Regions from separate parts of the Mus musculus genome. Here region 1 is linked to region 2. A link is a loop called in an ENCODE intact Hi-C map of the cell type or tissue named here. Cell type or tissue: left cerebral cortex. All regions are shown on one strand.

Evidence for each region. A loop is a pair of places that touch in the nucleus more often than their neighbours do. Peaks named below come from ENCODE experiments on the same cell type or tissue, not always from the same donor. Only the 100,000 strongest peaks of a DNase experiment are listed, where the experiment ranks them.
Region 1: it touches region 2 in a loop (2.7-fold over the local background); 5 of 42 quality-filtered maps call a loop at or near these places.

Annotation. Positions count from the first base shown.
Region 1 is chr7:74,351,824-74,356,823 of GRCm38, reverse strand. The region is part of intron 3 of Slco3a1 (solute carrier organic anion transporter family, member 3a1); the gene reads left to right. Among named protein-coding and RNA genes, the nearest start is that of Slco3a1, 200 kb to the left of the region's middle. In left cerebral cortex, a CTCF peak has its summit at 2,128 (motif pointing right); a DNase peak (open chromatin) is centred at 2,120.
Region 2 is chr7:73,727,271-73,732,270 of GRCm38, reverse strand. No RefSeq gene overlaps it. Among named protein-coding and RNA genes, the nearest start is that of Fam174b, 11 kb to the left of the region's middle. In left cerebral cortex, a CTCF peak has its summit at 2,283; DNase peaks (open chromatin) are centred at 1,526 and 2,439; H3K27ac peaks cover 547 bases.

The DNA of each region.
Region 1 (5,000 bases), 620 kb before region 2:
TCGTATGTAAAGTTACCCATGAAGGAAACACCTCGTCTCATAGCTAACTTTTTTTTTTCTTTTTTTCTTTTGGTTTTTGGCTGTCCCGGAACTCTGTGGACCAGGCTGGCTTCGAACTCACTGAGATATGCCTCTGTCTCCCACGTGCTGGAATTAAAGGTGTGTGCCACCACACCTGGCTGTTGTCTCACGGTTCTGAAGTGGGTCTAGGACTCAGGAGCAGCTTTAGTGGGGTGTAACCAAGTCTGCAGACCGAAAAGGAAAGGATCCACCTCAGAGTCCATGCAGTGGTGGCCAGGCTGACCCTCCTGGTCCTCTCTACAAGAGTCTGTCACCAATCCTCCTGACAGCATGTAATGTCTGTGTCATTCTTTCCTGGAAAAGAGCCAGTTACACAGAGCCATGGTTAAGCTAGATATAAGAATATGAATTCCAGGTGGAGGCAAGGATTTGGGGGTGTCTTAGTTAGGGTTTCTGTTCCTGTAAAGAGTTAACATGACCATGGCAACTCTTATAAAGGAAAATATTTCATTAGGGCTGGCTTACAGTTCAGAGATTTAGTCCATCATTGTCATGGCAGGAAGCATGGCAGTATGCAGGCAGACATGGTGCTGGAGAGGTAGCTGAGAGCTCTCCTCTGGATCCACAGACAGAAGGAAGTCACTGAGCCACTCGGCCTGGCTTAATTTTCTCAGACCTCAAAGCCCAGTGACAGACCTCCTACAAAAATGCCACACCCACTCCAGAAAGGCCTCTTTGGGTCTATGGAACATCATAAGGGCATCAGCTGAGATCTGTTAACAGCCTTATGCTTACAACTATTGTGGCCACTGTCTGAAAGAGAACACGGGATTTCTACATAGTTTCATCAGTAACAAAGCCCCATTCCCTTCCTCTCCTCTCCCTGCAGGCAGATGGGGGAGGGGAGAGCTGATGCTGCTTCTTGGGCTGATCTGTTCTCCGGATCAATAAGAACTCTCAGTCCCTGGGTTCCCAATCCATCATCTCTTGACAGTGCTAAATTTACTAATTCACCCCAAAGAAATAATGTGGTCTTAAATCCAATCAAGTTGCTCTCTGATTCAGTCCATTAATCCCACTGATATATTTACTTGTCTCTAATGATGTTACAAATTTCCAAGTAGAAAATAAAATCAGACGCAGCCTTATTTGTTCCTGCCAAGTGCTAGGCCTGGACAGGAAGGGATGAAATGCCCCTGTCTTCCAGCTGCCTGGCCCTTTGAAGTCCACTCTAGCAAGCAAGGATGGGCTGCTAAGGGACGCTCAATAAAAAGTCAGCTGCCATCTCCTGCAGACAGAAAAGCTAGCTCCAACTGGTGTGCCAAAGGCAGCACTCTCCAGGGGCAGCCAGGGGCTGGAGGAGACTGGAAGCTCCTTGGGAAAGCTGCCTTGGAAAGCGATGTGTGATATGTTTTGTATTGGCCATTTGTGTTATCAGGAGTGACCCATCAAAGTGAGGCCTAGGGGGTGGCCAGAATGTCTGAGCCAGAAAGAACCTTGGGCAGCACGCACTTTCAGATCTTTCATCAAATTAGTGAGGATCCTGAATCTCAGGTACGGAAGGGGAGGAGACTCAGGTACGGAAGGGGAGGGATCTGGATCTCAGATCCGGAAGGGGAGGGGTCTGACCCGACCAGTGGAGGCGCATTTGTATACAAACCAAGTCTCCTGTGCCATGTGGCAGATTTTTCCCACTCATGATCCCCTCTCCCAGACTTCATGAAAGAGCCTCCTCTCTCAGTGCCTGCAGAAGCCATGGATAGAATGGCAGCTGGGAGCACTTAACCTATCACCTACAGGCCCTCAGCTTGCCAAGAGGATGACAGCACTAAGGACCCCTTCGAGTTGTCATCATCTCTTCTTGTCCCCTAAGCCCTGTGAGAAGTTAAGCGACCTCCTCCACCCTTGATTGGCATTAATGCCTCTGTGTACACCTCAGATGGACACTTTTCCTTACTGTCTCCATGTCTTACTGATGGCAGCCTTCCTGAGCACAAGGTGACCAGAGAACCTTTGCTAAGAGAGGATGTCTGTGAGTCCCACAGCTTCTTGAAGGTACATGAAAGTCAGTGCTGATTATCATCACTAGAGGGCAGAAGAGCACCACTAGTTAGGGACTCAACCAGGAAAATCTCCTTTCCAAGCAATTTTCATTGTTTCTGCCCTTGTGGCAGAACCTTGTCGTGTCTGGTGCATTTGGCTGTATTTTGAGGCAGGATTTCTATGTCCTTTAAGGGTCCTAAGGATAGCTCTTCTTTAGGGCTGCCCACCATATACAAATGTTATACTCTACATGAATGCCTGTATGCCTAGAGCCACATGCATCTCTGGAATCTGGGGTTGGGGAGCATGCAGGGAAAGCAATCCCTGCCTTCCCTGGAATTTATGTGGAGGTGGCAAAGGTGTCTATGGAAGGCCCGTACTGTGGGACAAATGGAAGGAAAGTGTACTTTCCCCTGACACGGAGGTTGCTAAGGAAGCAACAGCGCCAAGAGAAAGGAGGCTTGCCTGGGGCCTGGGAGTCAGTGCAGCTGTGGGAGCAGGAGAGCAGGTTACTTGCAGGAATGAGCCAGCAGAGTGGCAGAAGAGCCCCAAGAGGGGGTGGAGGTGGGCAGCAGAGGCTCATCTGGTCAGGCTTAGGCATGGGACTCGGTGGCTGGCCTTTCATCTGGGTTTGATTCTGTGTGGCTCCACTGCTCCATCCTGTGAGGGCTGGGGAAGAAGGGATGAGACTTGCAGAGATCTCTCTTCAGAATGTCTTGTTGAAACTAAAGTTTGACCGTGAACACAGAACCTTGACGACGGGGCTCGGTTTCAGGGTGTGCCCCCAAGCACTGAATCGACCAGCATTAGCCGTGTGGGTTTATTGCAGGGAGATTTAGGAACAGCAGCTGCCACGGTTAAACAGTTATTAAAGGTGTGCCTGTGCTGTCTTGTTGGGAACTTGGGACCTTGTCGGGAAGTGTAGCTTCTATTTGATAAGGCATTGTGTGCCCTGAGAGTCTAGAATCCTGTGAATCCAGATCATACTCCCGTGAGCTCTGTGATCCTGGGGCAGCCATTCCTCCTTGAGACTGTGTGTGGCTAATGCAAGAAAACCACACATTCAACCCAGACAATGTCTTGAATATAGGAAGCGTGCTATAAAGGTTAGATACTATGGCGCATCTGTGAAGTCTACTAGCGTCTGCAGTTACCAAGGGATCCAGCATGCTTTCAGCCCTGATTCTCAACTCTTTCTCTCAGCCTAGCAACTTGCCTCACTGAAACCTGTACTTAATCAAGTTTACTCCCTCCCATGGATCTTTTCCTAGTTGTTTGAACGTCACCAGCACACATGTGGACACCATTCCAGAGTCACGCGCACACCAGCTGGCCCTGCAGACAGCTGCATGGCATTGGTAGCTGCAACAAGATGCTATAGCCCATGTGCTTATGGGAAAAGGTCACCAGCTAGGCTTCCTCCTCTGCTTTTTGAGAGGACTAGCGCCGCAGCCAGCTTCCTTCAGTTTGGTGGACTCATTAGCTGGATGGCTGGGATATGGAATGCCCCACACCCTCACCACCTCCACTTTCTAATTAGGTTTGTCACTTAATGATACTCTTGAAATTCCCGAGTCCCATAGCAAAAGTCTGATATACTTTAAGCAAATAGGTACATGAACTTAAAAATACCCGGAGAGCCATAATGGCCTTTAGTATATGGCCCAAGAGAAAGAAGGGACTGTCCCCAATTTGCTTTGAGCCAGAGTTCTCACAGTCTCGTGGGTAGGCCTGTTAATGAGATGTGTGCTGGCTTCAGCCTGCTTCATCTGATTTTCTTCTTTTTTACCTTAGAAATGGGGACAGAGCCCTGATAGGCTCCTTGTAGTCACTTGCTCTTTTCAGAGGTGACAAACAACTGTTAGCATCTTGCTTCCTTTGTACAACAGAACTAAAAAACAATAAAAGCAATCCAGAGTCTAGATGCCAAAACAGGACACAAGTAGGCCTAAGCCACTTGCTGGGTTAGGAGAGATGGCTAAGTGGGTAGAAGACTTTCTATGTGAGCTGAAGATCTTGAGTTTGAATCCCCAGCACCCGTGTGTAAAAGCCAGGCAAAGCTACACAATGCTTAAAGCCCCAGTATTGGAGGGCAGTGACAGACAGACAGATCCCCAGAGCATGATAGCCAGCCAGCCCAGCCAAAGCGGCAAGCTTCCAGGTCAGTGTGAGGCCCTGTCTCAAGGCAATAAAGTACAGAAGACAACAGAAGAATATATGTGGTTATCATGCTCTGAACTCCAAGGGGGCATGGACACACCCTTGTGCCCATGCCAAAAAAAAAAAAAAAAAACACACATAAAACATGCGTGCACACACAAATAAAGAAATGGGTCTTCTAAGGAGGGAGAGTCTATACATGTCTGAGACACTTGCAAAGACAATCTCAGCTCTGTCCCATCTCCTGACAGACATATCCCACACAGGCACAGATGGAAGATTGTGGTACGGTTTCATTTCTTTCAAAGTCTCTCCCTTTTGACTGACAGAACCCCCTTGAAAATGAAAATCCTTTTTCCCTAAGCGCCTAGAGTATCCAAGGGTAAGCAAGTGGCTGCTGAGCCCTTTCTCTGTCAACCTGCTTCTCCTCGGCCTGAGTCACCATCCCACTCTTATGTCATCGGTATATTGATGTGTCTGAGTAAACGAGAGTGATTGGTGCTTTTCAGTTTTGCTCTGGACATCTCACAAGCAGCCACCTTCAAACAGACTGAAAACAAGCTTGAAAAGTCAATACAGGAACTAGAACCAGATAGAAAAATAGATTCTCAAGCTTTGCTGCCCCATTCCAACCTGAAACAGTACTTTTTTCTGTCTAGGTTTCTCCAGGACTGCTGTCGCTACAAATGTCTGTTCCCCCAAGACATTCATACTAGTTGGGGTAGGCTTGACCATGCTACAGTAACAAACATATCCCCTAATCTGTGGCTTAGGGT
Region 2 (5,000 bases):
GAGCTTGAATTGGCAGTGTTTCTTTAGTACACTAACCCTTTAATATCCTCATTGCTCCATCAGTACATCTCCATTGACTCCACTTATGTCCCTGAAAACTGCAAGGGTTTGAATCCTTCCACACTGCTTTTTCCTGATACTCACTGTAAGCCTTCCTCAAAGCAGCCAGCAACAACCGTACTACACCCAGAATATTGTCATCTGGAAATCCCCTCCACCAACTTAGTGATTTTACTGCTGATGTAGCTCTACAATGTGACTATTCTATTGCTTCTGATTTCCCCCTCACTCGGAACATGAGCAAAATGTGATAGAATCCTTATCAGAATGTGATATAAATATCATGGAGTCTAGTTCCCAAGAGAGTCGGCATTTCCAGTTAGAATCTCACAGACACGGCCTCCACTGTCTGCTTTTTTAGAATCTCACAGACACGGCCTCCACTGTCTGCTTTTCTTTTCTGGTCTTCTGAACTTCCATCAGAGTCACAACTCCAGACTTTTCCAAAATCCTCCCATAAACCAGTTCCAAAGGCCCAAGAGCCACATAGTCAGGCTTAGTCACACCAGTGAAAGTGATTCTCGGTCATCAACAAGACAGTGGGTTTACTGTCTCTACCAAGAGTTCTTGTCTTGCTTTCTCTGAGAACGAAGTAAACAGACAATAAAGAGCAAATAACAAGGAGAACCTTATTAAACTTTGGATTAACAGTTTAAATGGGAGAGCAAGTCACCACACACAGGAGTGCCAAATAGAACAGTGAGAAATTTGAACTTAGTAGTAACAGGATGCTAGCTGAGAGCTTGCCAACAAGTATTTGGGGCATTAAGTGTTAACAATTCCTATAAACCTCTAGAGCAACAGGTCTCAAAGGCTGGAGGCATGAGTTCTAAAGACTGTGGATCATGAAGAATAAGAAATAGTCATAGAAATGGATTCCCATCTGTAACAGGAACGTAGAGTCTTGGAGGAGGTGAAGGCAGGAATGAGTCCCCTGCCTTTGGTTGTGTCTTAGGGTTTTCCTGCTGTGAACAGACACCATGACCTATGCAACTCTTATAAGGAGAACATTTAATTGGGGCTGGCTTACCGGTTCAGAGGTTCAGTTCATTATCATCAAGGTGAGAGCATGGCAGCATCCAGGTAGGCATGTATCTGGAGGCTGCTAGCAGAATACTGGCTTCCAGGCAGCTAGAATGAGTTTCTTAAAACCCACACCCGCAATGCCACACCCACTCAAAGGGCTACCCCTTCTAATAATGCCATTCCCTGGGCCAGGCATATATAAACCATCACAGGTTACAAGTTGAGCAACCTTGGAGGCCGCAGTAATGAAGGCTCCTGTAAGCTCCTTGCATGGAAGAAGCTCAGGAGTCTGACTCCCACCAGCCTTCTCATCCTCCTTTGATGAGGTATATACCTAAGGAGTCTCATTGTGCAAAGCCTTCACACCCTGCTGCACAGAGCCATGTGGATTCTAATTACTGAACGTGTGTGCATGCAAATGCGGTATAAAAAGGGACCGGTCTGGAAAGAGTTCTCAAACCTGGAGGGAGAGAGCCAGAAAGCCGAGCTTGCTGTCAGACCAGCTGGTCTTCCCTTTCCAACTCCGAGGTGGTAAGGAATGAGGTATTTACTCAGCTGTCAACAGAGCTCTGCAGGACAGTCTGAGCCTGGTTGCTGCGGTGACATTCCAATCACCTTTGTACACAGAGCTGGTGCCATGATCTCCTCCCGTGCTGTTCCTCACACTCTCACAACCCACTTCTATAGCAGAGCATCAGCTATTGATAAGACAATCAGATCTTTGATCTTTGTCTCGGACCGAAGCCTGTTAGCACCCTCAGCTACACTTGAGGCTTTTCATATCTGTCCCCATCTAGCTGGGATTTCATATATCTCTCTTAGTTACTGCTACACCAACACTTAGATCATCGAATCATGGCGGTAGGCTGGTTCCAACAATCCCCACTGCTGACTCCTGGCTCTCAGAGCTTGATCTTCCAGCTGTACTGCCGTCTGGAGCCCCTCTGACCTCTGATGCCAAATCTCAGCACCAGCTGATTACTTTTAAATCACAGTGACTAGATGTCTGACGGAAACAGCTTAAGGGAGGGGGAATTTCTTTTGGCTCACAGCCCAGAGCTACCCTTTCTTTGTATTGGGGAAGGCGTGGTGGGTAGGAGGCTGAGGCAGCTGGCTACACTGTATCGAGTCAGAAAACAGAAGTGAACAGTGGTGGTCTGCATGATTTCTCCTTTTTCATTCAGTCTCAGGGCCAAAGCCGTGGAATGGTGCCACCTACATTTAGGATCGGTGTTCTCACTTCATTTAATCCTGTCTGGAAACTCCTCGTGGATGTGTTTAGAAGCTTGCTCCCTGGGTGATTCTAGGCCCTATCAAGTTGATAATTGATATCATCATCGTACTTCTGGAGCCTGGCAGTTTATTGGAGCACAGGTAATGTAAAGGCAGCGTGGGCAATAACTCAGAAAAGCTGTGTCCTTGGCAGTCCCAGTCCAATCTGCGAGCAGCTTCAGAGAAGAGTTTCCTCTCCCAGAGGCTGCTTCTTGCTTTTATAACTCTGAGAATCTTGTAACCCGGGCTTTCTGTGTCTTCTAAGTTTCATGAGCTGCCTAAGGTTTCTGAGCCTTCCTCCTTGAAGAGGAACTATTTCGCCTCAGAGGACACAGCTACACGGCACGTCTCCCTTTCTTCTGGCTCTTCTAGTCTTTCCACACAACCTTCTGTGAAATTCTGTGAGCTGTGGAGGAGATAATTATGGATGTCTGATTCAGAGGGGTTTTTGTTTGTTGGTTTTTTTCTCTATTTATGCTGAGTGTTGAGCCATGTTCTATAAGACATCCTGACCAGGAGCCACTTGGAGAAGAAAGGGTTTATGTCATCTTAGATTTCCAGGTCCTACATCATCAAGAGAAATCTGAGCAGGAAATCAAGTCAGTCGTATTTTGTGACCCTTCTGGGTCTTATGAGCCTATTTTCTCCCTCCTGGAAGAAGGAGGAATATTTCTTTCTTTCATTTTTTTTCCACTTGTATTAGTCAGGGTTCTCTAACATAGCAGAATTTATGGAATGAATCTTTCTGTATCTATGGAAAGAGGATGTATTAGGGTGACCTACAGGCTACAGTCCAACTAAGTCAACAGTGGCTGACTATGAACAGAAAGTCCAAGGATCCAGAAACTGTTCAGTCCACGAAGCTGGATGTCTCAGGTGGTCATCAGTAAACACTGGATGCCAAAGTCATGGGCTGTAATGCAAGCAAAGGAATGGATGTGCTAGCAAGACTAGGGCACGCAGGAAAATAAGAAAAAGCCGGCTTCTTCCATGTCCTTATATGGACTTCCAGTAGAAGGTGTGAGCCAGACAAAGGTGTGTCTTCCCACCTCAAGATCTAGACTAAAGGGTGTGTGTCTTCCTGCCCCCAAGATCTGGATCCAAGGTACATATGTGTCTTCCTAACCTCAAAGGTCCAGACTAGAAGTGAATCCACCCACTTCAAACCAAGCCAAAAAAGAAAAAAATCTCTCACAGGTGTGCCCCCCCCCACCCACACACACACACACACACTTTCTGGGTTTAGTTCATTCCAGGTGTATTTCGCTTGGTAAGCAAGAATAGCTATCACATTTTTGTAGGATTTTTTTTTCTTGTATTGAAAACAGATATGAGGGGCTGAAGAGATGGCTCTCTGTGTTTTTTCTCATTTGCTCAGGAGGAAGCATCTCCCGTGATGGCTGAGTAAGGCACTGATCTGCAGTGTAGAAGAATGTCATTAGGAGTCATTTTACTGCAATGTTCCTTTAGCAGAAGAGTAGTATTTGGTGTTCCTGCGGGTCCTTTGGCTTTGTCAGCTCAGGGTCTTGATCACACAAGCAGCATCACATACCCGTTCCATCTTATGAAATGGGTCTTAAATCAGATATTGGTTGGCTTCTCCTACAAGCTTTGCACTTGTGTCTATTGAGCCAGGACACCCTTGTAGACTGACGAGTTGGTAGCTGAGTTACTGTTTACTTCTCTCCTTTATTCCTGTGCAGAGTACCTTCCAATACCAAGAACACTAGTCCATAGGGCTGAGGGATCTAGGCAGGTAGCGGCTCGACTTCCCCATGTTCAGTGAGTTGTGTGGGTGGTCTTTAGCAATAGGGCCTGGCTGTCAGTTTGTGGAGAGCCTTGCCAACAGCCTGGCCGCGTGGAGGTTCCCATGGGACCCCTTTGGATAACAACTCAATTAGTTGTATCCCATTCCTGGTACTAGAAGATTCGTTTGGTGAAAAAAAGATACCCAGTGGGGCCTCTGTCTCTCCTGTTATTTGGCGATTTCATTTAGATGACCTTCATATATGTATATATTTTAGAAAGCTTCTACAGTATTAGGCTTCCATACTACCCTTCAAATGGTCCTTAATTTTAGCTGTCTTTTTTCATACTCCCTCTCCCATCCCCCTTTTGCATCCCCCTCCTTGTTTGATCTGGCCATTCCAGTCCCTCCTCCTACCTCCATCCAACCCTAACTATCCTATTCCCCCTTCCTAGGGAGATCTCTGCCTCCCCACTAGTCCCTTAATCTATACCTAACCTCCGTGGTTCTACCAATTGTAGCTTGCTTATCAATGACTTAACAGATAATATCCACATATAAGCAAGTAGATATCATATTTGTCTTTCTGGATCTGGGTTAGCTTGCTCAGGGTGACTTTTTTCTAATCCCATTCATTTCGCTGTGGATTTCATTATTTCTTTTTTTAATGTCTGAGTAATATTCCATTATGTAAATACGCCACATTTTCTTTTTACATGTTCTTCTGTTGACAGACATCTGGGTTGTTTCCAACTTCTGCCTATTATGAACAGATCAGCAGTGAACATGGTTAAGCAGGTGTCTCTGTAATAGGATGAAGCATCCTTTGGGTGTATGTCTAAGAGTGGTATAGCTGGATCTTGATGTAGATCAATTCCCATCTTCCTGAAGAACT